Regions from separate parts of the Homo sapiens genome. Here region 1 is linked to region 2. A link is a loop called in an ENCODE intact Hi-C map of the cell type or tissue named here. Cell type or tissue: PC-9. All regions are shown on one strand. Links, peaks and the distances in the headings refer to the core of each region. The heading gives the core; the rest is flanking DNA. Region 1 has its middle 16 kb from the start of MTMR12. Region 2 holds the start of LOC105374711 (a long non-coding RNA gene).

Region 1 (16,388 bases), core at 5,136-13,135, 220 kb after region 2:
TACTTCCAGAAAACTATAGCTAACAAGTGAGGAAAGTTTTTAAAGACTGAAAGGCCAGCTGCTTTGCTATGGTCTGAATGTGTCCTTCCCAAAATTGATTTGTTGGAATTTAATTGCCAATATGATAGCATTAAGAGGTGGGCCTGGCCCAGCACAGTGGCTCACACCTGTAATCCCAGCACTTTGGGAGGCCGAGGCAGGCGGATCACCTGAGGTCAGGAGTTTGAGACCAGCCTGGCCAACCCAAAAATACAAAAATTAGCTGGGCGTGGTGGCAGGCGCCTGTAATCCCAGCTACTAGGGAGGCTGAGGCAGGAGAATCGCTTGAACCCGGGAGGCAGAGGTTGCAGTGAGCTGAGATAGCGCCACTGCACTCCAGCCTGGGCGACAAGAGTGAAACTCTGTCTCAATAAAAAAAAAAAAAAAAAAAAGAGCTGGGCCTTTAGGAGGTGATTAAATCATGATGGCAGAGCCCTCAGGGATGGGATTCATGCCATTATAGAAGAGGACCCAGAGGGTTGCCTTGCCTTCAGTCATGTGAGGACACAGCAAGAAGGCACCAGCTTGAAGTGTTACCAAAATGCCAGGGGTTTGGTCTAGGTTCTGTTGCTTGGAGCACAGAAAGTCAATCACTAAGACGTGAGTATTGCCAGGGAAGAAGGCTTTTTCAGGTGCTGCAGCCGAGGAGATGGGAGATCAGTCTCAAATCCATGTCCCTGACCAACTAAAATTAGGGGCTTATATAGTGGGGAAAAAAATGTGACCACGTGTGGGAAAACAGGAATTAGGGAGGGGTAAGAAAGAGAAGTTGGTTAAGAGGAAGCAAGTGGTCAGTTAGGCAATCATGACAGGTGAGGAGTTTGGCATCTCATTGTCCAGAGGTGGTGATCTGGTAAGTTTCAGTTCCTTGTTACTCTCTGGGAGGACTGATGGTTGGTTTCCTGAGAAAGGAACTCAGATAAGACAAATATAACTTTCTCAAGTTTTAAGACTGGGAGGATGTGGCCATGCTGTGGCTCAGGCCTGTAATCCCAGCACTTGGGGAGGCTGAGGCAGGCAGATCCCTTGAGCCCAGGAGTTTGAGACCAGCCCGAACAACGTGGCACAACCCCTTCTCTAGAAAAATACAAAAAATAGCCAGGCATGGTGGCACACACCTGTAGTCCTGGCTACTCCGGAGGCTGAGGTGGGAGGATCACTTGAGCCTGAGAGATCAAGGCTGCAATGAGCCATGATCGTGCCACTGCACTTCAGCACTTCAGCCTTCAGCCTAGGCAACAGAGAGATACCGTGTCTCAAAAAAAAAAAAAAAAAAAAAAAAAAACAGACTGAGAAGATCAATTTCTATGTTTATTCAAAGAAACCATAAACATCAGTTTTATAGGACATTTGGGCCAGTTTCAGAAGCAGAGCAGCCCTTACCAGACACCAAATCTGCTGGCGCCTTGATCTTGGAGTTTCAGCTTCCAGAACAATGGGAAATAAATTTCTTTTCTTTTTTTTTTTGAGACGGCGTCTCTCTCTCTCTCGCCAGGCTGGAGTGCAGTGGCACCATCTCAGCTCACTGCAACCTCCACCTCCAGGGTTCAAGCGATTCTCCTGTCTCAGCCTTCGGAGTAGCTGGGATTACAGGCACGTGCCACCACGCCCGGCTAATTTTTGTATTTTTAGTAGAGACGGGGTTTCACCATGTTGGCCAGGATGGTCTCAAACTCCTGACCTCAAGTGATCCACCCGCCTCAGCCTCCCAAAGTGTTGGGATTACAGGCGTGAGCCACTGCGCCCGGCCAATAAATTTCTAATATATCTAATATTTATAAATTCCCAGTCGAAGGCATTTTGGTAGAGCAGTAGGAATGAACTAAGGCATGCTGGTGAGGGCTCCACTCCAGGCCTGTGCCCATGGACGTAGGTAAGGAGAGGCATTTCTGTTTTTGTGCCCAAATGTTGCATTTCCCAAGACCACCCTGGCCACCACGCCCCCATCCTGTGCCTATAAAAACCCCAAGACCCTAGTGAGCATGCACATAAGTGGATGAACATCGGCCGGGCGTGGCGGCCTGTGCCTGTAATCCCAGCACTTTCGGAGGCCCAGGCGGGCAGATCACAAGGTCAGGAGATCCGACCAGTCTGGCCAATGTGGTGAAACCCCGACTTTACTAAAAATACAAAAAAAAATTTAGCCGGGCATGGTGGCCGGCGCCTGTAGTCCCAGCTGTTCGGGATGCTGAGGCAGGAGAATAGCTTGAACCCGGGAGGCGGAGGTTGCAGTGAGCCGAGATCACGCCACTGCACTCCAGCCTGGACCACTGAGCGAGACTCTTGTCTCAAAAAAAGAAAGAAAAAAAAAAGGCGCTGGATATGAGAGGAACACACCAGCGGAAGACATAGGCGGCTGGACGCTGAGAGGAACGCATTGGCGTAAGAGCACGCCGACAGACACCGGCAAGCCAGCAAGCCATCAACCAGCAGAATGAGGCGGAGTTTGGCAGAGGCGGTCAGAGGAGAGGCCAGGCCACTGAGTGGCTGACTCCAGGGAAAACCACCTTTCCACTCCATCCCCTTCTGGGTCCCCCATCTTCTGAGAGCTATTTCCACTCAATAAAACCTTGCGCTCATTCTCCAAGCCTACGTGTGATCTGATTCTTCTGGTACACCAAGGCAAGAAACCCCAGGATACAGAAAGCCCTCTGTCTTCGCGGTAAGGCAGAGGGTCTAATTGAGCTGACTACACAAGCCACTTATGGATGGCTAAACTAAAGGAGCTCCCTGTAACACATGCCCACTAGGGCTTCAGGAGCTGTAAGCATTCAGCCCTAGGCACTGTCGTGGGGTCGGAGCCCCACAGCCTGCCCATCTGCATGCTCCCCCTAGGGGTTTGAGCAGTGGGGCACCAAAGAGACAGCCACACCCCCATCGCACGCCCTTCGAGGGAGACAAGGGAACTTTCCCATTTCACTTCCAGAATCAGTTTTGATGCAGTGATGAAAACCCACGCTTTTTTTTTCTTTTTTCTTTTTCTTTTTCTCCTTCTTTTTTTTTTATTTGAGAGGGAGTCTTGCTCTGTCGCCCAGGCTGGAGTGTGGCAGCGCGATCTCAATCTCCGCTAACTACTACCGCTGCTTCCCGGGTTTAAGCCATTCCCCTGCCTCAGCCTCCTGAGTAGCCGAGATTACAGGCATGCGCCACCACGCCCCCCTAATTTTTGTATTTTTAGTAGAGACGAGGTTTCACTACATTGTCCAGGCTGGTCTTGAACTCCTGACTTCAAGTGTTCCACCTGCTTCAGCCTTCCAAGGTGCTGGGATTACAGGCATGAGCCACCGCGCCTGGCTCCCACACTTTCTTTACAGAGCAGAAAGGGGGCCAGGCGCGGTGGCTCACGCCTGTAATCCCAGCACTTTGGGAGGCCGACGCAGGCGGATCACGACATCAGGAGATCGAGACCATCCTGGCTAACACGATGAAACCCTGTCTCTACTAAAAATACCAAAAATTAGCCGGGCTTGGTGGCGGGCGCCTGTAGTCCCAGCTACTCGGGAGGCTGAGGCAGGAGAATGGCGTGAACCCGGGAAGCGGAGCTTGCAGTGAGCCGAGATCGTGCCACTGCCCTCCAGCCTGGGCGACAGAGTAAGACTCCGTCTCACAAAAAAAAAGAAAGAAAGAAAAACAGAAATGGAATGAGTACAGAGGACAAACTGAGATCTGCTTCCATCTTGCTTTTTATTTATTTATTTATATTTTTTTCCATCTTGCTTTTAAGGTTCTCCAGCTATCAGCATATTTTTACTTGGTCTTTAGGGTGTGGGGTCAAATCTCCTTGGGAGAGTCTCCCAACTGATTGACAAATTCCTGTATGCTGAGGTCAAATAATTTTCCATCTATTCATAAACACGGATGGAAGCCCCTGGACTTTGAAATATTTTACTTTACAGAAAATACTTCATGAACATTTCTTTCTCTTAATGCTTCCCTAAGCTTTCTTGGAGAATTATAAATAGGAACAAATCTTAGCTCACGTAGAAATGTATGCCAGACCAAAGGCAGCTCCATTTCTTCCCACAGACAACTGAAACTGACAGGCAGCAGCACACTCCCAGCTGTGGCGAGGAGCATTTTACTGTGGCAGATGGTTGAAGCATAGCCAGTTGCATTTCCTCCTCTTGGGAGTCACTTGAAGCAGCCTATTTGTGTGTCTTACTCATATGTATCTAACAGGTGCTTAGCACATAGCAGGAATTTAATAAATATTTTCACCTGAGTGAGTGAAATGGCATTCATTAGATGAAACGCAGAGAGGCCAGTGACTGACTCAGCACAGAAGCAAGAATTAAAACTCTAGGTAGGTGTGATGGCTCACACCTGTAATCCCAGCACTTTGGGAGACTGAGGCGGATGGATCACCTGAGGTCAGGAGTTCAAGACCAGCCTGACCAATATGGAGAAACCCTGTCTCTACTAAAAATACAAAAATTAGCCAGGCGTGGTAGCTCATGCCTGTAATCCCAGCTAGTCGGGAGGCTGAGACAGGAGAATCACTTGAATTTGGGAGGTGGAGGTTGTGGTGAGCCGAGATTGTGCCATTGCACTCCAGCCTGGGCAACAAGAGCGAAACTCCATCTCAAAAAAAAAAAAAAAAAAAAAAAAACCAGAAACCAAAACTCTAGCACCCTGGTTAGACCTGCAGTTTTCTTTTCTTTTAATTTTTATAGAGAGAGGGTTTCAGCATGTTGGCCAGGCTAGTCTCAAACTCCTAGGCTCAAGCAATCTGTTGGCCTTGGCTTCCCAAAGTGTTGAGATCACAGGCGTGAGCCACTGCACCGGGCCTCCTGCCTGCACTTTTAAGTGGATACAAACTAGGACCTGTTTTTATGTATATATAATTTGTATATATATTCAAGGACTAAAATGCCTCTTGCCAAAATTCACCTTTAGCAAATGGTCTGGTGTCTGCAGACTTCTCTCTTCTTTCACTGGAACTAGAAAATTTCTTAGCCTCTTACTGCAACAAAGGGTCTTTCAGCCCTCCTGTGAAGATGGTGAGGAGCAGACCTGGATGAAAAAGCATTTGGATTGTTCTTAATCTTGTGGTGTCATAATATGAGGGCCTGCTGGGAAGACTTTGTGGTGATTTATTGATTTTTGTTTGTTTGCTTTCATTTTTTTGCTGTTTCAAAAAATACACAACCTAAGCTGGTCGCATGGTGGGAGACTTGAGGAGCCTACTCTTTGTGATCTGTATTCTGCCTTCTTCAAAGCACAAGTTAATGACCTGGTTGGTTTATTCATCAAGTAGGGGTTACCAGTGGTCACTGTGACTCACCTCTTAGCCTCTCCTAATAAGACTGGAAGTTCTCAAGAGCAGGGATGGTCTCCTTTATCACGAGCACCTAACCAACCACTGACACTACAATATTAAGTGAGTCCTCAGTGAGGACTGCAGAAATGAGGACTCTCATCCATTAGGGTGTGAGTGTCAACTGATGGGACAAGAGGAAAGGTAATTTTGCAATGTACATCAAAAATTGTCTCACGGCCTGGTGCAGTGGCTCATGCCTGTAATACCAGCAATTCAGGAGGCCAAGGTTGAGGGGAACACTTGAGGTCAGGAGTTTGAGACCAGCCTGGACAACATAAAAATTAGCCAGGTATGATGGTGTGTGCCTGTAATCCCAGGTACTTGGAAGGCTGAGGCAGGAGAATTGCTTGAACCCAGGAGGCTGAGGTTGTAGTGAGCTGAGATTGGGCCACTGCACTCCAGCCTGGGTGACAGAGCAAGACTCTGTCTCCAAAATAAATAAATAAATAAACCATCTCAGGGCTTTGACTTCTAAAAGTTTAGCCTACAGATATACATGTGTAAAGGTTGTAAAGTTTCATGGTTGGAGGCAGATATTCTGGACTCAGACTGCCTAGGTTCAAGTCCTGCCTCCACCAGTTACTAAATATGTGACCCTTAATGATGCATTTATCTTCTTGGACCTCAATTTTCTCACCTATAAAAGTGGTTGTGAGGATGATAATGGGAACTACCTCACAGGATTGAATGAGTTAATAAATATAACGTGTTTAGAGTGTTGACATATATTATATGAAAGCCAAGATACAGTGAGTGATTAAAGCAAGGGGCAGAGCAGTATGCATCTGTAAAAACGGGTGGATTATAGACTACATGTATCTCTTTTTTTCTTTTTCTTTTTCTTTTTTTTTTTTGAGACAGAGTCTAACTCTGTTGCCCAGGCTGGAGTGCAATGGCACGATCTTGGCTCACTGCAAACTCCACCTCCCGGGTTCAAATGATTCTCCTGTTTCAGCTTCTGAGTAGCTGGAATTACAGGCACATGCCGCCATGCCCAGCTAATTTTTGTATTTTTCAGTAGAGACAGGGTTTCACCATGTTGGCCAGGCTGGTCTTGAACTCCCAACCTCAGGTGATCCTCCCCCCTCGGCCTCCCACAGTGGTACCTATCTCTTTATATTTGCATAGAACGTCTTTGGATATATACAAAGGGAACTATAACATTCATTGCTTTTAGAAAGGGAAATTGGGGCCAGGCGTGGTGGCTTACACCTGTAATCCCAGCACTTTGGGAGACCGAGGTGGGCAGATCACGAGGTCAGGAGATTGAGACCACCCCAGCTAACACAGTGAAACCCCGTCTCACTACAAATACAAAAAATTAGCCAGGCGTGGTGGCGGGCGCCTGTAGTCCCAGCTACTCGGGAGGCTGAGGCAGGAGAATGGTATGAACCCAGGAGGCAGAGCTTGCAATGAGCCGAGATCGCGCCACTGCACTCCAGCCTGGGTGACAGAGTGAGACTCCATCTCAAAAAAAAAAAAAAAAAAGAAAAGAAAGGGAAACTGGGCCAGCCACGGCGGCTCATGCCTGTAGTCCCAACACTTTGGGAGGCTGAGGTGGGTGGATCGCTTGAGCTCAGAAGTTCAAGACTAGTCTGGGCAACATTGTGAAACCCTATCTCTACAAAAAATACAAAAATTAGCCTGGCGTGGTGGCACATGCCTGTAGTCCTAGCTACTTGGGAGGCTGGGGCAGGAGGATTGCTTGAGCCCAGGAGGTGGAGGTTGCAATGAACTTAGATCACACTACTGCACTCCAGCCTGGGTGACGGAGTAGGCCTCTCTCTCAAAACAAACAAACAAACAAACAAACAAACAAACAAACAAACAAAAGGAAACTGGGTGTTTGGAGAAATTATTGGAAAAAAAATGCCCTTTTTAAACTTTTGGATTTTGAGCCATGAGAATTATTTCCTAGCCCCAACAGTAAATAAATTAATTTTTTTTGCTGTCTCAGTGTAGCTTTTTTTAACTGAGGTGAAAGTTGTATAAGATAATATTAGCCATTTTATAGTAGGAATTAAAATAATCTAAATTTTAACATTAAAACATGAGCCTTTACCAAGAACTTTACCATTTTCTGTTTCTGCCTGTCTTGGCGTGGGTCGCCAAGTCATCCCATCCAAATGTCTACTCTCAGTGCTACCAGCTCTTTTAATATCTTCCTTAGAGACTGTTGGAAGTGGTCTAGAGTTAGACTCTTTCTGAATTCTTTTTTTTTTTTGGAGACAGAGCCTTGCTCTGTTGCCCAGGTTAGAGTGCAGTGGCGTGTTCTCGGCTCACTGCAACCTCCGCCTCCCAGGTTTAAGCGATCCTCCCACCTCAGCCTCCCAGGTAGCTGGGATTACAGATGTGTACCACCATACCTGGCTAATTTTTGTATTTTTAGTAGACACAGGGTTTCGCCATGTTGGCCAGGCTGGTCTCGAACTCCTGGCCTCAAGCTATCCACCCGCCACAGCCTCCCAAAGTGCTGGGATTACAGGCATGAGCCACCACGCCCTGCCCTCTTTCTGAATTCTTTTTTTTTTTTTTTTTTTTTTTTTTGAGATGGAGTCTTGTTCTGTCACCCAGGCTGGAGTGCAGTGGCGTGATCTCGGCTCACTGCAACCTCTGCCTCCCTGGTTCAAGCGATTCTCCTGCCTCAGCCTCCCGAGTAGCTGGGATTACAGGCACTCGCCATCATGCCTGACTAATTTTTGTATTTTTGTAGAGATGGGGTTTTACCATTTTGGCTAGGCTGATCTTGAACTCCTGACCTCAGGTGATCCGCCTGGCTCGGCCTCCCAAAGTGCTGGGATTACAGGCCTGAGCCACCATGCCCGGCCTCTTTCTGAATTCTTAAGCATCTAGAATCTGTTTGCTATCTTAGTCTGTCCACGTGAATATGTCTCGGATTGACTGGTATAGGTCCGTGTCTTTTCTTCTTGAGAGCTACTGCGAGCTCCTCACGGTCAAAGTCCCCTCCTGCGCTCCCCAATATGCCCTGTTCCCAAAGTGCCGTCCTCAGTGCTTTGAGTAGATCAGCAGATGGACAGAAAAGCCTTCAGGACTTGACTGAACCATGGGAGCCGCGGGGACGAGGACACTGTGCCCTCTACAGGACGATTTCAAAAGTGGTGGCAAGAAAGGTATTCTCAGCACAGACTGGGAAATTCTCCCACGTAGCTGCACAGCATAAAGGAAAATGACAAAGGAGGCTGGGCCTGGTCCTTCCCTGCCCTCTGTCACCAGGCCTCCTCTGGGCACACTTACTGGGCCCACAACCACATCAGGCATGGAGTGGAAACTCGGCTTGAGCTGCAGGCCACCTGGGCGCTATAGAACTGTAACTCCCAGGGCTGGGAGAAAACTCATTTTGAAGGTGGGGTCACAGGGCCCAGAGAAGTAAAACAACTCGCCCAGGATCACAGTGCTGGTCAGTGCCACCCTGACACTTACTCCGACCATGTAACTTCTGAACCTTGATTCTAAGCCAAGTGGTCTGATGTAGGCAACTGAATGTGGTTATTTCTGAGCTTTTTCTTTGTCAATCCAGGCCTTATGAGCCAGTCACAGTTCATTTCCAGCTCCTCTCTCTGTTTTCCTCCCTCTCCCCTTTGGGCTGAATTGAAGGCTCTAGGAGTGCGCAGAGCCTCTATTTGGGATGGGATGGGTGGGGTTGCCCATCTCCCTGACTTGGGTCCCAGGGCTGGGCTTGTCCATTCCTTGGCAGGGAAGGTGCTTGGCTTGGAGGGTGCTAACTCAGGCCTGCCATCACTCCTTCCTGCTCCCGTGCAGCTCGCTGCTTCCTCAGAGATGCAGCTAAGTCCTTTCTCACCCTTTGGCTGGCTTATGCCATGTCCTTGAACCGGTGTGCTCATTTCCTCTGCTGGGCGGCCTCCCAGTTGCACCTTGGCTCTCTCTCCTAATTACTTGCTGTGTCTCACTTGAGGGCCGTGGAAAACTTGGGAGACATAGAGACAAGCTCTGCAGCACCTGGAAAGACCATGGCTCCATTTCAACCACTCCATACCATGCGTATGCATGTGTGTGTGTGTGTGCATGCAAGTATGTGTGTGCGTGCGTGTGTGGCAGGGTCGAGGGAGTTGGTCAGGAGGTCCATCAGCTACAAAACTCTCAGACAGAGGTGCAGGACTCAGGCCCCTTCTTCTCTCATATCCCCCAAATGACAGGCAAACTGTGGGGAGGTGATAAGTGGAATGACACTACCTCCTTCTCCCTGCGCTCTTTCCAGACCTGTCTCTCTCCTGGCTCAGAGCCCTCATGGTGCGTGTATGTGTATGTGTGCCTGGTCATGTTGGGAGGGAAGAGAGTTGGGATGTAGGAGAGGGAAGTAGCAGCTAGAAAAACCTGTTGTGCTCCCCATTTAAATTTCTCTTGACTCATTCCAGGATAATAGAGGTCAAGTTCAGGCATCTGACTTAGGGATGATCTCCATCCAGGAGGGAGGAATGAAGAAGCTTGTTGATGTCTCAAATTATTAAGATTGACACAATTAAATGCTTTACATGTCATTCAATCAAACAAAGGCTGCGCATCACAAATAAAAATAATGTGTTCTTCTGGATTTTATCTGAGATCAAAGCATGAAGTTTAGATCTGAGAATTTCTGGCTGGGCTGAGCTGATCAGGGAAGGGTGAGAACAACCAGGCTGTCTGTTCTTCAAGTTGAAGGAAGATGACACTGAGACAATCTTCTCTTCCTTCCAAATTTTGTTCAGGGCTGAATAGGGTTTGAAAACCTGGAAGAAGAATGAGAAGACGCCTCTTTTCCGCAGAGGAGGGCTGCTGGTGTTTGGAGCCTAATGATCTTAGAAAGAAGGAAGCTGTTGCTGACTTAGGGGTTGGGAGAACCTTCTCAAATAAAAACAGGCCAGGCGTGCCTCCCTGCTGGGATACTGGATCTTTGCTTAAAGTGCAGTTAGACCTGTTTTGGGCTTGGCTAACCGTTCCTACTCACTGAAGAGCTGAAGGGCTTATTGTTCAGGTGGCTGTAAAAGAACCCGGAGGTTGTGAAAGGCCCACTGTTTAATATTTGTAAAGGTCATCTGCCTCAAGGTTAAAATGTAATCAAACAATTTTTTTAAAAATCCTTTTTGTCCAAAGGTAAAAAAGAGAACATAAGGAATAGAAATTGTTAAGCTGCAAAGAAACATCTCTGTATTTTATAGACTAACTTTTCTGCTTGGGCGTTGTTCATGATCAGCCATTTCCCTGTCCCCCTACCTCCCTCCAGAACACTGGAGTCTATTCACCATTCATTCACCTGGCCTCTGGAACGGGTTCTGAGAGCAGCCAAGTACAGCACCAAACAAGGCAACCTCAGACACTGCAAATATCTTACACACGTTTAAGTTGTCTGAAAAGAAGTTTTATGGCTTAGCTGAACTGGGAGCCAGAAAGGGGGCGGGGAGCGGGAGGAGTCCATTTATTTTCTCACCTCATGTGAGACGACATCAACTGAAAAGAAAATGACAAGAGAAACTCAGTTTGGAACAACGTAGGGGCAGAGAAGTAATCCATTCATTTTTAGAAAGCTCTGTTCTCCTTTTTTACTGGTCTCTTCATGTCACCAAGACAACACCTTTCCCCATCCCAGAGGAAAGACTCTGTCACACTCGGTCAGAGAAGAAGCATCTCACAAAGGTCTGTGAGGCTGAACTCAGAAAAAAAGCAGGACATGCATATATGTGGGGAGGTGAGAGCAAGGACTTTGCTCTGGAGGTTACTGTTGGTTATAACACAGGGAGAAGTCAAAGACAAGACAAGAAGGACGGGTTGGAGCCACAGTTGATGGGGCTTTGAATACCATGCTAAAAAGTTTGCAATTTATCCTTAAGCATGTTGCAATTTATCCTTAGGATAAGTTTTACGCCTTTTAAATTTAAAGTTTATGTTATATTTTATTTTGAGACAATGTCTCACTATGTTGCCCAGGCTGGTCTTGAACTCCTGGCCTCAAGCCATCCTTCTGCCTCAACCTTCCGAATGGCTGGGACTTACAGGCATGCACTACTGTGCCCAGCTTACAGCTTTAAAAAAAAGAGAATTATTAAGTCATCATTATTTAAGAATTATTAATTAATTCACTATTAAGTAGGAAAAATAATTACAGAAATCCTAGAAACTAGATATTAGCAATTTTAATCAAATAGAAATCAAAATCCCAAAGAAAACAAGCCATAATCATACTACACAGGGTAAACACAAGAACATTTTGGGGAAGAGTGGTCTATATGTATATTCATGTCTATTCAAACAAAAAAGAATAATGATTTACACCTGTTTTTTTGTTTGGTTGTTTGTTTGTTTGTTTTGAGATGGAGTCTGGCTCTGTCATCCAGGCTGGAGTGCAGTGGTGCGAGCTTGGCTCACTGCAACCTCTGCCTCCCAGGTTCAAGCAATTCTCCTGCCTCAGCCTCCCGAGTAGCTGGGATTACAAGTGTGTGCCACCACGCCCGGCTAATTTTTTTATTTTTAATAGAGACGGGGTTTCGCCATGTTGGCCAGTCTGATCTTAAACTCCTGACCTCAAGCGATCCACCCACCTCGGCCTCCCAAAGTGTTGGGATTACAGGCGCGAGCCACCGCGCCCAGCCTACACCTGGTTTTATGACCTGATTTTTTTTCATCAAACATTATAAAGTAGATTTCTTCATGTGTTATTCGCCTACATAGTTATTTCGTCTTTTCCTGACCTAACATTCCTGAGGAGTTGACACATCTCATGAGTAACAGGGATTGAAAAAGGAATGATATTTAAAAATGAGGCACTCCCCTTTAATTAATTAATTAATTAATATATATACAGGGCCTCACTCTGTCATCCAGGCTGGAGTTTAGTGGTACAATCATGGCTCACTGCAGCCCCGACTTCTCGGGCTCAAGGGATCCTCACACCTCAGTCCCCCAGTAACCAGGACTATATGTTCATAAACCCATGCCCAGATAACTTTTAAAATTTTTGAAGAGATGACATCTCACTGTGCCCCCAGGCTGGTCTCAAACTCCTGGGCTCAAGCGATCCTCCTGCCTTAGTCTCCCAAAGTGCTGGGATTACAGGTGTGAGCCACCACACCCAGCCAGCACTCTCCTTTTGACTTACTGGTCTATATATTAATTTAGATGATTGGGCTGTATTTCATTAAAGTCCTTATGGGACAATTTCAATTGTTTTTAATGTTGCACACTTGCCAATAATGCTTCAGTATATATATATATATATATACACACACACATGAATTTATAATTCTGTACACTTTTAAAAGAAAAACTTCAGCAGAATTAAATTTAAAAGAGTTTAATTGAGCAAAAAACAATTTGCGAATTGGACAGCTCCCAGAATTACAGTGGATTCAGAGAGATTCCAGCACAGCCAAATGGTGGAAAAAGATTTATAGACAATAAAAGGGAAATGATGCACAGAAATGGACAGTGAAGTATAGAAACAGCTGGACTGGGCTGGGCACGGTGGCTCACGCCTGTAATCCCAGCACTTTGGGAGGCCGAGGCGGGCGGATCACAAGGTCAGGAGATCGAGACCATCCTGGCTAACACGGTGAAACCCCGTCTCTACTAAAAAATACAAAAAATTAGTGGGGTGTGGTGGCGGGCACCTGGAGTCCCAGCTACTTGGGAGGCTGAGGCAGGAGAATGGCATGAACCCGGAAGACGGAGCTTGCAGTGAACGGAGATCGCGCCACTGCACTCCGGCCTGGGTGACAGAGCGAGACTCCGCCTCAAAAAAAAAAAAAAAAACCAAAACCAAACAAACAAAAAAACAGCTGGAATGGTTACAGGTTGGCGTTTGTCCTATTTGAACACAGTCTGAACATGCAGCAGTCTATGAGTGGTTGAAGTATGGCCACTGGGATTGGCCAAGACTCAGCTATTGTTATAAGCGCTCATGCTCCTGAATTAGGTTTTCAATCTTGTCTATTAAGCTAGGTTACAGTACATCTGCAAGGACTCAAATATAGAAGAATGGAGTCCTTCTCGGGCCATATTTAGTTTGCTTTAACAATTCCCTCCTTTTGGTCATTTTCTCAATTTTAAAAGATTGACTAAAACTTTAGTCATTGATGTCACTATCACCATCATAAATGTATTTATTTGATTTTGAAACCCACTGGGAAACAGAACAGTGAGTTTTGCAAAGGTAGGAGCAAGGACTGAGTAGAGGGTATCTACCTATGTTGGAAGGTCCCATTTTTAGAAGAAAAACAAAACCTGGTGTGTTCTGGTTTAGTGTTTATGTGTTTCCTTAAAATTTTAGTTTGATTATGTCACGTTTAGCATGAGTGACTCCACTTTTGTTTAGTTTGGTCTGTTTGGGGTCTAGTATATGAGTTCAGTCCAAAACAATGGCCTCCCATAATTTTGTTTAAAAATTCCCCCTTTTTGGTCAGGTTCTCACTTAGGTGAGCGTGTGACCACAATTTAGGGCCTTAGCGTCACTCTCAGTTACTACCATTTTGCATTTCTGATCTCAGTATGTCATTCATAGGTTATAGTGTCCTCATGGCCGTATACTTCTTTCAGTTTTTGTCATTCCAGTTGAAGAGAGACAATTTGACATTTTAGAGATGGCTGTATGTAAACATTTAAAGCCTCTGAGAGAATACAGTGTACCAGGGAGACTATTATTATGACTATTGGGAGGATAATACCAAGAGTTTGGAGTATGTTCTTTATTCAGGGTCTCTATAAATGAAACCAGCTAAAATCAAATAGATCGAAGAATGAGTTACATGAAGAGTCTACTCGCTTAAGTGGTCTTTTCATTAATTCCCTACAACTGAATTTTGATAATTTACATTTGATGTATTTCTCTATAGGCCACAAGTGCCAGTAGCTGTACAGATACTTTTCTGTTTAGTCAATTCTACAATTTAGCATAATTTTTACGAGAGAGTTTAAAGTCTGTTGGGTAACTATAGTCTTTACAGTAGAACTCGTTATAGAGCCTATCATAAGGGATAGATTTCTAATCATTGTTTCTTTTATTCCAAACCGTGGGAAAAGAACCTAACAAATGATGTATTTTTAGGAGAGTGAAGGCCTCTTGGCAATGTTATCTTTAACCGATGATGTGGATTAAGAGGAATGAATCAATGTTCTGTTTCTGACTGATTATGAGGCAACGTATGTACCATTAAAGTTTTTCACCTACCTTGGGTCTTTATCTTTTATCTGTCAAGGTATAAGGTTATCTGTGTATAAGGCTGGCTGTAAAATCATTTACAAATAAATGTATATCCCATAAGTGTGCATAACATCCCCTTTTCATCTCTATTGTTTATAGAGGCATAAATAAGGAAAAAGTATTCAAAGATAAGAGTCTCATGATAGTGGAAGTCTTGATCTGTGATCTTGGGAAAAGTTGTTCACATCAAGGATTTCATCTTTTTCTGGGGATAAATTTCCCTGGTTAGTTTTACCTTCAGGGTTCTAATGGGTGTACAGTTCCAAGAGTGTGGAGGGACTCTTCTCAGTTGTAAGATTATAAACTCAAAGTTCAAGGTCTTGAAGTTTTGTTGCAGTGTGGATGGTGTCAATGAAAAGAGTCTAACTCTGTAAAATATTTGAGAAGATTTATTCTGAGCCAAATATGAGTGACCATGGCCTGTGCACAGCCCTCAGGAGGTCCTGAGAACATGTACCCAAGGTGGTCGGGGAGCAGCTTGGTTTCATACATTTTAGGGAGGCATAGAGACATCAGTTAAATACATTTAAGAAATACATTGGTTTGATCCAGAAAGGTGGGACAACTCAAAGCGGGGGGCTTCCAGGCTATAGGTAAATTTAAACATTTTCTGGTTAACAACTGGTCGAGTTTGTCTAAAGACCTAGGATCAATAGAAAATAAACGTTCAGGTTAAGATAAAAGATTGTGAAGACCAAGGTTCTTTTGAAGTCTTATAGTGGCTGCCCTTAGAGACAATAGATGACAAGTGTTGCCTATTCAGATCTTTAAAAGGTGCTAGACTTTCAGTTAATCTCTTTAGGATTGGGAGAGCCTGGAAGAAAAAAATCTAGCTATATTAATAGAGATTCTTTACAGATGCAAATTTTCCCCCACAAAGGACAGCTTTTCAGGGCCATTTCAAGATATGGCAAAGAAACATGTTTTGGGGTACAATATTTTGATTTTCTTCTTTGTCTTGTAATGCCAGAGTCAGGTTGGAAAGTAAGTCATGAATATAGGGTTAAATAAAACCCATCTGATGAGAATTTATGGTTTGTAGGGCATGACTCCTCAGACCCCTTGGATAAGAATTTGGGCAAGATAAAAAAATTAGAGCTTAGTCTTCAATGGCAAGTAGGGTCTTTCTTGCAATCTTTGGGTTCTAGATTGTGAAGGAGTTGATTGTCCTCAGTGAATCATAAAAAGTTTTCTTTACCTGGTGAAAATATACTGTGGCATAATAATTTAGTGTTATAACATCAGTCCTCTTGTATGGGAAAGGTTTTATATAATCAGAAAACATGTATTGAAAATGATGATTTAATGAAATCTCTTTATAAACGTTTAAATGACCCATCAGGTAGTTGAGTGTACCTGAAGCTTTGACTGTCTTCACAGGAATATGCGTTTGACAAACCAAACATTGGTTATAAACTATTTTAGCAATTTATAAGTTACCACACCAATATATTTAATTTGGATTATTTAATCTTTTCCATGATGAGTCATGGAATGCATAACTTTTAGTAACAAAAGTTTTAAGAACTCAGGAAAGACAAGGTGGGCTTCTTGGTTCTCCATAAGTCCATGTTTAATTAATATTAGACTTAGGTCTTCTTGAATACCAGTTGTTTTTCTAAATTAGGTGCATAGTACTGATAACTGATGGATTATCATGGGTAATTTGACTTAGACCATGGAGTTTATTGAATTGTATATTTAAGTGATTTCAGTATCAGTTGATTTACCATGAAAATCTGGTAAAGTATTTTCTTGGTATTCAATTAATTTTTGTCTATTTAGGTTAGTAGTTTTATAAACCAGTCAGTCTTTTCATCA
Region 2 (16,388 bases), core at 2,683-10,682:
AGCACTTTGCTTTCTGGGGATTTCTGCTTGGGCATAAAAGCATTTGCCAATGCTTGCAGAAAACACAGAACAAAGGATGCAAGTACAGCAGCAACACAGCCAGGAGGGCAGCCCCAGAATTGGGAGGCCAACAGTGCTACTGGGCTCAAGTGCTGTTATAAGTAAGTAAGTGCCCCAGGGTAGATGGGACTTGAGTGTGCCAGAAGTACATGGGGCTGGAGGCGATGCATCCTGGGGGACTTGGACATGTGGCATGATGAACAACCCTGTCATTTTCATCTTGGTGCACGCTGCGGCTGCAGGGAGAAGTGTGGCTGTACACGATGCTCTGTGTGTTGAAGTGCTGAAGACCTCGGCTGGGCTGGGACTGAGTCTGGATGGGGGAAAATCATCGGTGACGGGAGATGGGCCCTTGGTCATTAAAAGAGTGTACAAAGGTAATGTTCTAGACAACTCAGTCAGCCTTCTCTCACCTGTCATTTTTCCATGGATGTCTCAATGAAAAAAATGCCTTCCATTTAGAAATCAAAAAACCTAAACTGTTTTTAATGCTTTGTGACATACAAGGTTTATTCTGTATGGACATGTATTAACTCATGCCATCCACGTGGCAACTCTATTGGGTGGGTGTCATCATTATCCCTATTTTACAAAAGGAGAAACTGAGGCACGTAGGGTCACACAGCTGTAAGTGGCAGAACCAGGCTCCAGCCCAGGCAGTCTGGCCCCAGAGCATCTGTCCCTGACCCCTGTACTGCAGCAGTTCCTTACTCCGGGCCCCTCTCTCTGATGTGAACACACCACACTAAGTAACATCACTAGACTTGCCAGTCAGGAGTACTTAATACTGGCCAAGATCTCATTGACTTAAAATACTACACTTGTAAATGCTAGACTGCAAGAAAGGAATACAGTCCAAGCATAGCCTTTGTGGGAAAAAAAAGATGGGGGATAGATATTATTGAAATGCTTGGTAAATATCCATCTCTTTATCAACTTGCATAATTCATTTTTTGGTCTTGGGCGGTTTTTCAAAATCTTATATTAACTCATAATTGTACTAATAATATTAACAGTATAATTGTATGAACAATATTGATATGTAATTATACTTGCAAATAGATCAGAAACCCATTTAAAGTTACAGTATGTAACAGAGTAAGTAGGTCAGCAAATAACAAGGTCAATTCTTCTTAGCTAAGGATTGTTGTTTCTTTAAATGACCATCTAGTTAATGACCTTGAGATATTTCTACAATTGCATAGTAATCCCAAAACCTCTCTCCACTCTTGACCTATAGTGTTAATAGGAAAAAATACTTTTAAAAATGTATAGTTACACTTAAAAAAAAACCCCTCTATGGATCAAAAGTGGAAATGAAGCCTCTGTGGTAAGCAGCGCTGCATCCTTGGGGCCCAGAGGAAGCGGAGGATGACAGAGAAATGTGCACTGCAGGCTGGGGCCCACCCAGGAGCAGGGGCGCTGCAGACTCAGTGCCCACCCAGGAGCAGGGGCTCAGCACCCCTGTGGGCAGCCAGAGCGAAGCATCTCGTGATGCAGAGGCCTGGGACCTGCTCTTTTGCCAGTAAACTGTGGTCACAACAGGTCTGCGTTACTCGAGTGGCAGCCAGGATAGGCTGCCTGCTCCCAACGCCCGGAGCAAGCAGAAGACAGGCATAAATCAGGAGTCAGGTCTCTGTTATGTGTGAACCTATGGTACCAGGGTGAAGAGAAAACCTCAGACTCATCAAGTTAACTGTTCAAGTTGACAGAGCAGCAGAAGGAGGAGAACTAGGCTCAGGCAAGCATGTGGCAACTCGACTATAAGAGCCCTCACAACAGAAAGCTCTCAGACGAAGGGTACAGGGCAACATCCATTGCCAGCAGACCCGAAAAACAGGACACCCCATTCATGACAGAGGCAGGAATGTTACCCATGAAACAGGACCGAAGAGGGTATTCAGAAGGAGCAAGCAAATATGTAAAAAAAACAAAATGCAAGCTGGGTGTGGTAGCGCATGCCTGTAGTCTCAGCTCCTTGCACTGCTTGAGCCCCAGGAGTTCAATACCAGCCTCAACAGCAGAGCAAGACCCTGCTTCTTTAAAAGTAAAAACTAAATGCACATACACCCTCATTAGTGAAAATGGAGTTAAATGTATTTTTAAATTAATGAGTAAAAGTAAAAAATAGACTAAATCCATGTGAAGATAGATAGAATTTGTAAAAACAGAACAGAAGAAACCATTAAAAAATGCAGTATAGGGAAATAAAGAGATGACTACAAAAAGGTAATGAAAGAGTTCCAGAAGGAAAAAACAGAATGAGAGGAAATATTTGCAGAAATCATGACTAAGAATTTTCCAGAAGTGAAAAAATGACAGGACTATGCAGACTGAAAAACTCATCAAGGGGCAAAACAATCTGAATGTATTTATTTAAAACAAACAAACAAACAAAAAACAAGCCTTGTTAGGCAGAGTGGTGCACACCTGTGATCCCAGCTACTTAGGAGGCTGAGGCAGAAGGATCGCTTCAGCCCTGGACTTGGAGGCTGCAGTGAGCAGGACTGCACCATTGCACTCCAGCCTGGATGACAGAGTAGGACCCTGTCTCCAAAAAAAATAAAATTCAAACCTTGATATAATAAAGTTTCAGAATATAAAGAAGAAAATCTAGAAAGCCAAGAGAAAATTCTAGTTTGCTCACTGCATACAACAATCAGAGTGGCGGCATCAATGCCTGAAGCCAGCAACACCTTCAGAGGACTGAGGGAAAATGTCCATCACCTGAAAACCCAGCACCCAGCTAACCTGTCATTCAATAGGGTAGCTAAAATGGAGGTATTTTAAGACACTCCTGAGGGGAGCGGGAGTGGCCGCCTTCGTGGTTGGTCACAGGACACGTAGCCTCTGCAGTCCAAAGGGACACAACCCAAAAAAGCGTGTGAGCCTGCGAACCGAAGGACCAGGGCAGACGCTGACTAAAGCAGCACATCGGCTGGGGAAGCCAGGCTTCGGGACCCCACACTAGAAGAAGCCACAGGAGAGATGACATCCTTCAGATCTGCCTCCAGCAAAGCAAGAATATGACGTCCTGGACAACTTCTCAGCCTTTGTCTCTAGCATCTGGCCACAAATCTGTGAAAACTGCTATGGAAATGGATAGAGAAGAAGAAAATTGTCAGTCCCACAGACTAGCGCTTTAGATGCTCTCGTGTGCAAGCCTGTGGTTTTGTTCTTGGGGAAAGCCATTCAAGTATTTCTGAGTATGATACGGCAGATCCCACCTTTGGAAACTAGTGAGACTAAAGATGTCATTATCTGGCCGGGCATGGTGGCTCATGCTTGTAATCCCGGCACTTTGGGAGGCTAAGGCAGGCGAATCACTTGAGGTCAGGATTCACCTTATCTCGTATTTCATATTTACAAATTTCATGAGTACAGGTTTTCTGTTCATTTTGTTTTCCTGTGTCTTTAAGCTCAAGCATTAGAAAACAATATAGCAAGACTGATTTCTTTGAGTAAGGTTATTACAGAACAAGCATTTGAATAATAAAGAATTTTTTTTTTTTTAACAGGGTCTAGCTCTGTCACCCAGGCTGGAGTGCAGTGTCACAATCTCTGCTCACTGCAATCTCTGCCTCCCAGGTTCAAGTGAATCTGGTGTCTCAGCCTCCTAAGCAGCCCAAGGTGGGTGGACCACCTGAGGTCAGGAGTTAGAGACCAGCCTGGCCAACATGGTGAAACCCCGTCTCTACTAAAAATATGTTAGCTGGGCATTGTGGTGCATGCCTGTAATCCCAGCTACTCAGGAGGCTGAGGCAGGAGAGTCACTTGAACCCAGGAGGCGGAGGTTGCAGTGAGCCAGGACCACACCACTGCACTCCAGCCTGGGGTCAGAGAAGGCTCCATCTAAAAAAAAAAAAAAAAAAAAAAAAAAAAAACATATAAAATGTTCATTATATGGCAAAATTTATAAGCAAATTCAAAAGTAAGTGATTAGAAGATATTTACAATATATTTAATAAACAAAGGGTTGATATCCAGAATAGGCAGGGTACCGTGGCTCACACCTGTAATCCCAGCACTTTGGAGACCAAGGTGGGCAGATCACTTGAGCCCAGGAGTTCAAGACCGGTCTGGGCCACATGACGAGACTCCACCTCTACAAAAAATACAGAAATTACTCGGGTGTGGCGGCACGCACCTATAGTCCCAGCTACTCAGGAGCTGAGGTGGGAGAATCATTTGAGCCCAGGAGGTCGAGGCTGTGGTGAGCCATGGTTGTGCCACAGCACTCCAGCCTGGGTGACAGAGGGAGACCTTGTCTCAAAAAAAAACAATCAATCAATCAATCAATCAATCCAGAATATATGAAGAACTATATAATTCAGTAAGAAAAATACAAGAGAGAAAGTTTGGGTAAAGAAAGCAATAGCAAATGGACAGAAGTTAAAACCTAGGTGGCCAAGAAACACAGGAAGATGCTCAAACTTAAATGTATTGGATGAAAATTAGAAATATTATAAATCATTCTTTTAATCTATCAAGTTGGCCAAAAATAAAAAATCTCATACTATGATGTGTTGGCAAGGATGTGGAGAAAGGAAAACACATTTTTTTTCTCGTGCAAGTATCTACTGGTTAATCTTTAAGGAAAATTTTAGCAGTGCTTACGAAAATGGAAGCTATGAAACAATTTAAATTTCTATCTGTAGCAGAATAAAATATATTCATCTAAAGGAAAGCTAAATAGCAGTTGAAAAAATAAATTACACCTCTCTCTATATACTAACTGGGACCGGCTCAAAAACAGTGTTGAATGAAAAAAAGCCAAATGCAGATTGTGCACTGTGTGACACCAATTCATGGTAAGCATAAGGAACCTAAGAATGTGTTCAACAAAAGCTATGCAAGACCTTTTTGGGAAAAAGCATAAAAGCTTTCTAAAGGACAATTTTAAAAAATCTATGAGTAAATGGAGAGAGAGACATATCCTGCTCAAATCTGTTAAGATTCAGTTTGGCCTCATGTAATAGGAAATCCAAAATAGCAGTGGTTTAAACGAGAGAATTTATTTCTCTCTTGTGTAAAAAGTCCAAAAGCTGGCAAACCTCTGCTTTGTACAACACTGAATGTTTCCTAAAGGAGCAGTCCCCAAGCTTTTTGGCACCAGGGACTGGTTTTGTGGAAGACAATTTTTCCATGGTGAGGGTTTGGGTGGGGGATGGTTTCAGGATGATTCAGGTGCATTACATTTATTGTATACTTTATTTCTGTTATTACATTTTAATATATAATGAAATAATTATACAACTCACCATCACGTAGAATCTGTGGGAGCCCTGAGCTTGTTTTCTTGCAACCAGGCATCCCATCTGGGGGTGATGGGAGACAATGACAGATCATCAGGCATTAGATTCTCATAAGGAACATGCAACCTAGATCCCTCGCATATGCAGTTCACAATAGGGTTCACACTCACGTGAGAATCTAATGCTGCTGCTGATCTGACAGGAGGCAGAGCTCAGGTGGTAGTGTGAGTGACGGTGAGAGGCTGTGAACAGAGGAAGCTTTGCTCACTCACCCACTGCTCACCTGCTGTGCAGCCCTCCTGCCACCAGTCTGTGGCCCAAGGGTTGAGGACCCCTGTCCTAGAAGACTTTCCTCTACTTCATCTCATTCAGTCCTTCTAACAACCTAGTAAGATAACAAGACAGATATCATCATCACCATTTTGCAGATGAGAAAACTGGAGTTTGGAGAAATCTGTAACTTGCCTGAAGTCACAGATTTGAGACCAAACCCAGTCTGATTGCTCCTTCAGTGTGCGTCAGGCTGTTCTGGTTGCCTGGAACCTCCCATGTCCTGAAGCCCAGGTGAACACTCACAAAATTCTTTTGTTTCACATAACCTGAAGGCCTTCGGTTAATATGCTAGAATAGGACATTGGGTACTAAGTTAACACAAATATAATTGGTTCTTTGGTCCTTCCAAAAATGTATCTATCTCAAGAAAAGCAAGGACTAGGGACCAAATCATTTTCCTGGGGCCCACTACAGGGCTGATATTGGTGAGGTCTCTCTTCTAATGTAACTAACTGCCTCTATCATTTACCACAGAAAATGTTTTTGTCCTTGTGTGGGCTGGATTTCTTCCAAGCTGTATTTTTATCACATAATATTTATTTCAATAATTTCAATAACGACTTTCAGTAATTTAGGATGAAATCGATACATCTGCTCAGTCTTTTGAGGTCTAATCAAAATTTCTGAGAAAATTTTTTTCACACTTGGGACTTTTTCTTTCAATGCCATTTTTTTTCCATAAGATGCCTCCATAGCTGGTGTACCTTTAGAAGTATATGTGTGAGAACGTAAATGGAGGGTTTACACTTGCATTTTTTTCAAAGCTCATACAAAGCTAGACAAAGCTATAATGTGAACATGCTAAACTCTGTAAGTAAGTAGTCCCCATGGTCACTAATGAGCACATAATCACTGATTCTCAGAACTTGCATATATCAGCCAGAATCTGTTAACAATTAGAAGCTGACAGCCTGGGCAACATGGCAAGACCCCATCTCTACCAAAAATATAAAAAAAAAAGCTGTGCATGGTGGTGTATGCCTGTGGTAGCAGCTACTCTGAAGGCTGAGGTGAGAGGATCGCTTGAGCCCAGTGAGGCGGAGGCTGCAGCGAGCCAAAACTGTACCACTGCACTCCAGCCTGGGTGACAGTGTGAGGCCGTCTCAACAACAACAAAAAAAGTTGAACCTGCTTTTCTGTGTTTACTGGCTGTTTGGAGTTCAGCTGTTGATTTCCTTACCCCAACTTTATTTTGTGTTATTCTTGTTGACTTGTAGCTCTTTAGTCTGGATGTTAACCATTTGTTGATTAAATACATAGAGAGTATCTTCCCCTTGTCAGTTTATTTTTATCTTACAGATTATGTTTGGAGGGGCGGCAGGAGGGCTAGAGTTGCACTGTTTTCTGTAGACCAGTTTACTTTTATGGATATATGCTTTTTGTGTTCTAAGAAATATTTCTCTATTCAATAATATATTATTTAGATATTTTTATCACTTAAAAGTTTTTAGTTTACTTAGGATTTTTGAATACTATGAAACTGCCAAGCTATTAATTATTCTGTGTTTATTCTCGTAGGTGGTGCGGCTGAACAAGCTGGAATAATAGAAGCTGGAGATGAAATTCTTGCTATTAATGGGAAACCTCTGGTTGGGCTCATGCACTTTGATGCCTGGAATATTATGAAGTCTGTCCCAGAAGGACCTGTGCAGTTATTAATTAGAAAGCATAGGAATTCTTCATGAATTTTAACAAGAATCATTTTCTCAGTTCTCTTCTTTCTTTAGCAAATCAGAGTGACTTCTTTAAACCACAGGTTGTTGAAATGGCCAACACTGGTACAGACACGGACTATAAAAATCTCCAAGCTTGTGCTTACACATGAAGCCTGACTTAACTGTATGTGCAACAGCAATGAAATTAACTCCAGAAGCCTTCCACCTGCGTCACCCAGGCCGGGAGGGTTCCTTCGTTCCAGTGCCTGTCCCCTACCTTTATGTTATGTTTACTGATGGGGATACAAGATGTGACACACCCTTCTTTATTTGAAACAAACAAACATTTAGCTAGACCTTTGCTTCCTTCTTGCCAGCTCTCCCAACATACCCAATCCTGGTGATCAGGGAACTAAAAGTCTGAGGGGGACACAAATGTCACACCTAAGAGGACAATCAATCATTTTGTATGATTTTGTAAGTAAATGACAGAATGCTTTTAGGCACATTCAATGGAAGGAGGAGATGTAGGTCTGTATATGTTACCCTGAAAAGAGAATAAGACTTACTTAAAAAAATGAATTATGACCTGTTAGGCTGAGCTCAGGAATTGTCCAAAAAGGAAAAAGCAAAATAATTAATTGAGAGTATTTTTTAGTGAGTGTAATGTATAATGTACGTATGCAAAGTTCAACTCAATAGGTTATTGATCACCATGAAGTATTGATCATTTTCTATCTCAAAAGTGTAAGCCATAAGGCTGTTTTACAGAATAGCACTTCTGATAAGCTGTATTAAATAGCCATGAGCTTCACTGCTTAGAGGGAGCAGAAAGGTCAACATCTAAAAGCACCTTACAACTAGTTTTTGAACCTGTCTTGATAAGTGCTTGAATTCAAGACTGGTCAGTCCAAGAGCAGACAAAAATATCACAAGTCAGTCAGTCACTGGGTTTCCATTTCTGAATTTTATGCACTCCAACCATGAATTTAAACTAAATTTTTAGAAATCAAGTATCTTTCTAAGTGTCCTTGGATTTATAGACAATGTATGTACAATCCAAATAGAGGAGCTTAATGGAATCCTTTTAGGAGACTGGTTGGTTTTTTTCCCTCTTTCCCAACATGTTTAAGAAATGTAACATTCTAAGTATTGGATCTCTTTTCTTGACCTAGTATAATGACAACTGCAGTGACTTAAGTTTTTGCTGTTTTCGTTTTCCCGCTTTGCAATTTCCTCCTTTTGCCAAAAATGTTTTCCTACAGAAGACTGTCGTGACTCACGCTACTTGGGAAACTCACTCTGGCCACTCCTCCTCTGGTGGCATGAGCTGCTTCCCAGTAGCTATTCCGATTGGATATTCCGTTCGTCGTCACATAGCTGGCTTTTCTCTCCTCATGATGTACCTTATTTTCTTAGGTAAATAATTCCAAACTCTCATCGGGTCATAAAGAGGAGGAGAAACAGGGTGAGTCAAGGTAAAGGAGCAGAAATGTAGTTACAAGCCAGGTCGTCTTCAGTGGCACAAACCAACCCGTTGAGCCCTGACAACATGAGTGGAGAGTGCATTTGCCATACCTGTGTGCATGACACTAAGATTTTATGTTGGAGATACTTCTTTAAATAACCTACAGCTTGGGTCTATGGCTGTGACCCCCAGATTCATGGAGGGGCTTTAGCCATCAGCTTTGTACATCATCATTTTTCTGAATGACCAATCCCACTAAACATCTTTGAAGTCGGCCTAGAGAGGTCCTTCAGATGAGAGAGAAATAGCTGGCTTGTCTGAGTCCAGATTTCTCATCAACTGGCAATACAAAGGAAAATATGGTACAGGAGTTAGTTAGAAAGGTCTTATTGATTTTACTTCTACTTTTCACTACAGTTACAGGTAGAATACTGTAGGAAGTCAGTGCAAGGTGCATGCTTGATTGATAGATATTGATTGATTGTTTTTCAGTCTCTGGGGTCAGTTTTGTGGTTTCTGCTTTCTTGCCTAAATCAAAGACTATTTCAAGTCAACAACACTGAAAACTGCTTTTCGCCTCCACTCTTACAGCTGTGCCTAATAATAATTAATTAATAAACGCACAGCCCTATGTGAACAGACAGGAATTTCTTGTGCAATGTGGAGCAAATGGAATGGTCTCCTTCCGCAAGTCTTTTTAATCCTCATATCTGGAGTACAAGGGTAGACCTCTGGCTTACCACATACACTATGCTAAAGTCATCAGCCACTGCTACTACATCTTGCCAGAAGGTTTCCCTCGCCAACAAACAGTTGAAATTTAAGGGAAGAAGCAAAAGCTAAACTGTCTTTGACCCTAAGATAGATAGAAAGCTATTTATTTGTCTTCAGTGTTCAAGGCATGACTAGTATTTCTAATTAGCCTAATAAATTCCCACACTTTCTGAAGTGAACACTAATGGTATTGTCCTACTAAAACTGTCATTGTTTCTTTTTTTTTAACTGGTCAGTCATTCACAATAAGCTATGAGGGTAAATAAATATGTGTTATAACAAGTAAACCGTAGTTGCAAGAATATACCATGAAGATTAAAGTAGGCTGGGTTTCATTTCCATCTTCCCACACATCTCATTGAATTTGATGGTTGACTTAATTGGCACCATAACTTTGTATGATATTATACATTAACCTTTATTTATGTAAAGTAAAATGCCTTATATATTAAAGAGTAAGTGCAATAATATGAAATAGCCTGTACATTTTAAAAATGTTGTCACCAAGTTATATAAATCCACATCTCTGTAAACAACCTTTTTTAAGTAATTTTAAAAAAAATAAACACTCTGCTTACTACTTGATTTTTTTTTTCTCTTTTGGCTGTTTGTTTGTTAATAATAGAGTAATATTGAGATGAGAAATGTTTATTGTCACCTAAATGCATCAGAGGTACAAAGGCAATAGAACTCAAATTAGCCACCCTTTTCCAGGCCACACTCACAATCTTGACACAATCCAAAACTTTTCCACCTCTAAATCTTTCTTACAATTGAACATCCTACTCTTTTACCACACGCTCCCAGCCTCCTGGTCACTTCCTCCCACGTCTTCACTTTCAAAAAGCCCTTGACAGTTTTCTCCCTATCAGAACTCCACCCTTCCATTCCCTTCTCAGACCAGAACCCTAGCGTAGCACAGCAAACTCTGCCCAGCCCACAGGCTTAGATCCCTTGCCCCACTGTTGTGTCTTACCAGGCGATTCTGGACCCTTCCAAATAGCCAGCATCTTGGTTCCTATAACCGTATTCCTAGAGGAAAATCCCACAACTAGACAGAACGCTGCTGCTGTAAATTCACAGTTTCCAGCCTTAACTGGACCCTCGCTGCCACTCAGCACTTGTTTCCTTGTCAGTTTTTCCTCTCATTTTTCACAATAATGTTCTTTTTCTCAAAAACCCTACCCATTCACCTTCCCCCTCCTACTTGGATGATCTGGGATCCTACCTCACAGAGCTCAATAAAAAGCATCTACTTGGCCAGGCGTGGCGGCCCATGCCTGTAATCCCAGCACTTTTTGGGAGGCTGAGACAGGCGGATCACGAGGTCAGGAGATTGAGACCACCCTGGCTAACACGGTGAAACCCCGTCTCTACTAAAAATACAAAAAAAAAAAAAAAAAAAAAAATTAGCCGGGCGTCATGGCGGGCACCTGTAGTCCCAGCTACTTGGGAGGCTGAGGCAGGAGAATGGCGTGAACCCTGGAGGCGGAGCTTGCAGTGAGCAGAGATCGTGCCACTGCACTCCAGCCTAGGCGACACAGCGAGACTCCATCTCAAAAAAAAAGCATCTACTTTATTTAGGTGCCCTGGTTTTAAGATGGAGATACCAACCTACAGTAACGCAAGGAAAAAGGCAAGATGGCCTCTTGCAGGAATCTCAGAACAGGACCCAGCATGTGACCTGGCCTCAGACGGGAGGAACTCTGCTTCACCTAGCACCCTCCCCACTTCAGGTCTGTTTCTGCTGGTCACAGCATCCTAATCCCCAGTCCTTACCGGTTCTTTACCTAGAAATCTCCTGTGAAAGCCATTTGTCATCATTTTGGCCCCATTCAATACCACAGAGTTTCTCTGGACGTAACAAGCTGTTGCCTGCCTGATTTTCTATATACTTCCCAAAATTGAAATTCTGATTGGTTCCCTGCCCCTACTTGGGTAGAGCTTTTTCCTAGGAGACAGAGTGCTTGTTTGCATAATTCCCCTCCTCGAAACCCAATGAAATGAACAAATACAGAGGGAAACTCTGGTAGTTTTAAAATGGAAATAGCCACAAACCCATTATATGAAATGGAAAACTACATACCATGTGTAAGATGTAAAACCAGGCTGGGCACGGTGGCTCACTCCTGTAATCCCAGTAGTTTGGGAGGCCAAGGCAGGAGGATCACTTGAGGTCAGGGGTGGCAGGCCAGATTTGAGGGGAGCCCCCACCAAACAGGAACCTGCAGTTAACTGATTCAGTAAGAGATTAGCTGCCCCAGCTCGCCCTCACCCCATAAATGCCATGGCCACCATCACTCCACACAGCCTCCTGATCCCTTCAAAACAGCTGGGTATCTCAAAGATTAAAATCAGCTAGTCCCCAACTTCCTTCTCTTGTCCTAAGAGACGATTTGAACAATGCTTAAACACAGAGAGCTATAAAGGATCCACCACTGATCAATCTTGGGCAAATGGCAGGCTTAGTAGAATTCACTTATCCCCACTGAACAATCAAATTCAGCAAGGGTCCTACTTACGAATTCAGAACAGGTGAAGAGAAGGGAGGAGAATACAAGGAGTGAAATACAATTATGCAAAAGGCAGATAAAAATATAATTTGGAGGCCGGACGCGGTGGCTCACGCCTGTAATCCCAGCACTTTGGGAGGCCGAGGCGGGTGGATCACGAGGTCAAGAGATCGAGACCATCCTGGCCAACATGGTGAAACCCGTCTCTACTAAAAATACAAAAATTAGCTGGGCATGGTGGCACGTGCCTGTAGTCCCAGCTACTCAGGAGGCTGAGGCAGGAAAATCACTTGAACCTGGGAGGCGGAGCTTGCAGTGAGCTGAGATCACGCCACTGCACTCCAGACTGGTGACAGAGCAAGACTCTGTCTCAAAAAAAAAAAAAAAAGAAGTAAATATATAATTTGGAAGATGACTCGGGAAAATTCTAAATATAAACTGTTTTGTACTCTCAATGTACTTAAGTAAACGTGGCTTCTAAGCAGCACAAGTTCAAAAGAGCAGTAAGAAAACTTAATGAGATTAATACAGATCTGGTAGAAGTAAAACTAAAACAATCACCTTACCAAACCAAAGCCACATTAGAAGCAACAAGTCAAATAAAATTGTAGACATCTAAGTGACATTGAAGATGAACTTGAAAAATCCTGATTAAATGTTAGCCAATAGAATTCTGCAGTACATTAAAGAAAATATGCACAATTGATGTTAATTCCAGGAATATGTGAACACTTTGAAATTAAGAATCTATAGATGTAGTATGTTACATTAACAGGACAAAAGAGAAAAAGAATCTTCATGAAAGATGTCCAGAGGCCAGGTGCAGTGGCTCACACCTGTAACCCCAGCACTTTGAGAGGCCGAGGCGGGTGGATCACCTGAGGTCAGGAGTTTGAGACCAGCCTGGCCAACATGGTGAAACCCCCATCTCTACTAAAAATACAAAAATCAGCAGGGCGTGGTGGCATGCGCCTGTAATCCCAGCTAATCGGGAGGCTGAGGCAGGAGAATCGCTTGAACCCGAGAAGTGGAGGTTGCAGTGAGCCGAAATCGTGCCACTGCATTCCAGCCTGGGTGATGAGCGAAGCTCTGTCTGAATGAATGGATGATGTCAACAGACACTAAAGCCTACATCATGCTCTAATGGAGGAACTCCAGAAACATTCCCATTCGTCAGGAATACACATGCACAGGATGCTCAAAAGTATGATTGTTGAAAAGCAATGTTCTGGAGGTATAAGCCAATATAACTAGGTAACATTTTATTTTATTTTTTGTAGAGACAGGGCCTCTCTATGTTGCTGGTCTTGAACTCCTCTCAGGTGATCTTCCCACCTCAGCCTCCCAAAGTGCTGGGATTACAGGTGTGAGCCACTGTACCAGGCCCAATTATGTAAAATTCTTAAAAACAGCTATAAATAACAAAAGCAAAAGTATTATGATTTGCACATGACAAAACTTGGGTACATATAAACACAAAAGTTCCAATTGAAAAACTATTAAAATAGTAAAATTCAGTATGGTGGCCACAAAAATTAACATTCACCAAAACAACAGCTTTTTTCTTTTTTTCTTTTGAGACGGAGTCTCGCTCTGTCGCCCAGGCTGGAGTGCAGTGGCGCCATCTCGGCTCACTGCAAGCTCTGCCTCCCAGGTTCACACCATTCTCCTGCCTCAGCCTCCTGAGTAGCTGGGACTACAAGTGCCTGCCACCACGCCCTACTAATTTTTTGTATTTTTAGTAGAGACAGGGTTTCACCATGTTAGCCAGGATGGTCTCAATCTCCCGACCTCGTGATACAACTGCCTTGGCCTCCCAGAGTGCTGGGATTACAGGAGTGAGCCAACGTGCCCGGCCAGCTTTTTTTTTTTTTTTTTGAGATGGACTCTCACTCTTGTTGCCCAGGCTGGAGTTCAGTGGCGCGATCTCAGCTCACTGCAACCTCCACCTTATGGGTTCATGCCATTCTCCTGCCTCGGCCTCCCAAGTAGCTGGGACTACAGGCACATGCCACCACACCCAGATAATTTTTGTATTTTTAGTAGAGACGGGGTTTCACCATGTTGGCCAGGATGGTCTCGATCTCCTGACCTTGTGATCCGCCCACCTCGGCCTTCCAAAGTGCTGGGATTACAGGCGTGAGCCACCACCAGCTCTTCTATAAATAATAACCAGTTAGAATATACCATGGGAGAAATACTCTATTATGAATGCCAGCAACTGAAAATATAAATTTATTCTTAGCAAGAACTGGCCAAGACCTAAAAATATTATAAAACTCTATTAAGGGATGTAAGAGATAACTAAAAAAAGGGGGGTAAATATATGTATAGCTTCTTGGACAGGATGACTCAATACTATAAAGATCTCAATTCTCCCCAAGCTAATTTATAAGTCCAATCATAATCTCAAATTCTTTAACCTGACAAAATTATCCTAAAGTTCATCTGGTAGGATAAACACACAAAAATAGCCACAAGAAATTTGAAAAGACAGAGTAAGAGGGGAACTAGTATTAAAATATTATCAGAAAGCTGTAATAATTAAAATGTTGGCTCCTCTACTATAGAACTAGACAGACAAACCACTAGAACACAGACCCAAATATATAGTAATTCCAAATTCAAAAAAAAGGGGCATTTTAAATCAGCAGCAACAAAGCAAAAACAAAACACCACACACACCGATTATTCAATATATTCAATAACTGGTGTTGAGAAAATTGGCTAGGTATTTTGGAGAGAGGAAAAAGCTAGTCCATTTGCAACAAAATCCCTGACATCAAAATAAAATTCCAGAAGGGTCAAAGATTTAAAAGCAAGAAAGGAAACAAAAACAAAAACAATCCCAAAAAACCTAAATATATTCCTTTAATCATAAAGTGAATAAGCTCTTCTAAGCATGAAGCTAAATTCAGAATCTACAAAGCAATAGACTCACAATTTAACCAGACTATATACAAACTAAAAACTACCGGGGGCTATCCCAGTGGATTCAAGCAAGATGCCAGGAACACTGGCATAGTTTTCTATTCTCCCCATATCCCCACTAACACACCCGGGAAACACACAACACACACACACACACACACACACACACAGTTAATATAGAAAAACACAGTAAACATCCACAATAAAACTAGATACAAAGGTATCCCCACAAACTCCAAAATATACAAGTGTGTGGGGGAAATGCCACCACCACCACCAAGACCAATTTGAAATCACCATCTGTACAAGAGAAGTAGAAGGAAGCAACACAGCATGTGATGGCCCCATGACCTCGCAAAATCACCAGGAAAGCTCAGTGGACCAGCAGGACAGCAGCAGCTGGGCGTGGAAGAGTTTTCATCTTCTCCTAGTGGGCAAGTGTGTGAAGTCCATGATGAAGGAGGAAAGGGCTGATGCGGGCTATGAACTCTCAAAACCCCATGCTAAGGAGAAACTATGGGAAATAGAATCCAAACTGAGCAGGACAAGAGCAAGGATAAAAAATAAGATTCAGTTAAAAGTATATGAGGGGAGCAGATACAGGTCTTTTCACTCCACAAAACAGAAGAGGGAGAGGCTAAAGTTAAGCTACTCCAACTCAAGTCTTTCTCTTCTAAAAGAACAGGAAAGGCAATTTCATGTAAGAAGGAGTAACAGCAGATAATCTTGGGTTAGATCCCATACAAAGTAGTTATAAGAAAAAAGAGGCTGAGTGCAATGGCTCACACCTGTAATCCCAGCACTTTGCGAGGCTGAGGCAGGTGGATTGCTTAAGTCCAGGAGTTCAAGACTAGCCTGGGTAACATGGCGAGACCCCTTCTCTACAAGAAATACCAAAAAATTAGCCAGGCTTGGTGGTGCATGCCTATGGTCCCAACTACTCAAGAGGCTGAGGTGGGAGGATCGCTGGAACCTAGGAAGTCAAGCCTGCAGTGGGCCATGATTGTGCCACACTACTACACTGCAGCCTGGGCAACAGAGTGAGACCCCATCTCAAAAAAAAAAAAAAAAAAAAAGTATAAGGAACAAATATAATCCCTACAGACAACAAAAGCACACCAGAAAGCTATGCCCACAAAACCAGTGAGAACTATAACTCAGTACCTAAGAATGAGCTAAAATAAAATATATCAAGAAAATGACCTGGAATATGAATAATATAAACCGAAACCAGAAAGACTCAGAAATCAGGTATTAAAACTCAGGAAAAAAAATCTAAGATAATTTCAGAAAAGATGAGTCATGTGGAAAGATCATTTCCAGTGAATAAACCACAATAATGCCTTCAGAGAAAGAGAAGAGAAAAAGGGGACAAATGTTTAAACATCAGTAAGAAATA

What was found. Hi-C counts contacts between places; a loop is a spot of excess contacts. Peaks named below come from ENCODE experiments on the same cell type or tissue, not always from the same donor. Only the 100,000 strongest peaks of a DNase experiment are listed, where the experiment ranks them.
Region 1: a loop joins it to region 2, with 2.5 times the contacts of the local background. A loop is called at or near these places in 10 of 110 quality-filtered maps.

The regions. Positions count from the first base shown.
Region 1 is chr5:32,321,093-32,337,480 of GRCh38, forward strand. No RefSeq gene overlaps it. Among named protein-coding and RNA genes, the nearest start is that of MTMR12, 16 kb to the left of the region's middle. In PC-9, for the core only: CTCF peaks have their summits at 8,462 (motif pointing left) and 8,663; DNase peaks (open chromatin) are centred at 5,339, 8,439 and 10,279.
Region 2 is chr5:32,100,803-32,117,190 of GRCh38, forward strand. PDZD2 (PDZ domain containing 2) reads left to right here. Exons shown (of 25, transcript NM_178140.4): 24 at 303-437; 25 at 7,167-10,130. The coding sequence ends at 7,333. LOC105374711 (a long non-coding RNA gene) reads right to left here and starts at 7,389. Exons shown (of 4, transcript XR_007058716.1): 1 at 5,486-7,389; 2 at 5,322-5,378; 3 at 1-3,150. In PC-9, for the core only: no CTCF peak of the experiment used is centred there; no DNase peak of the experiment used is centred there.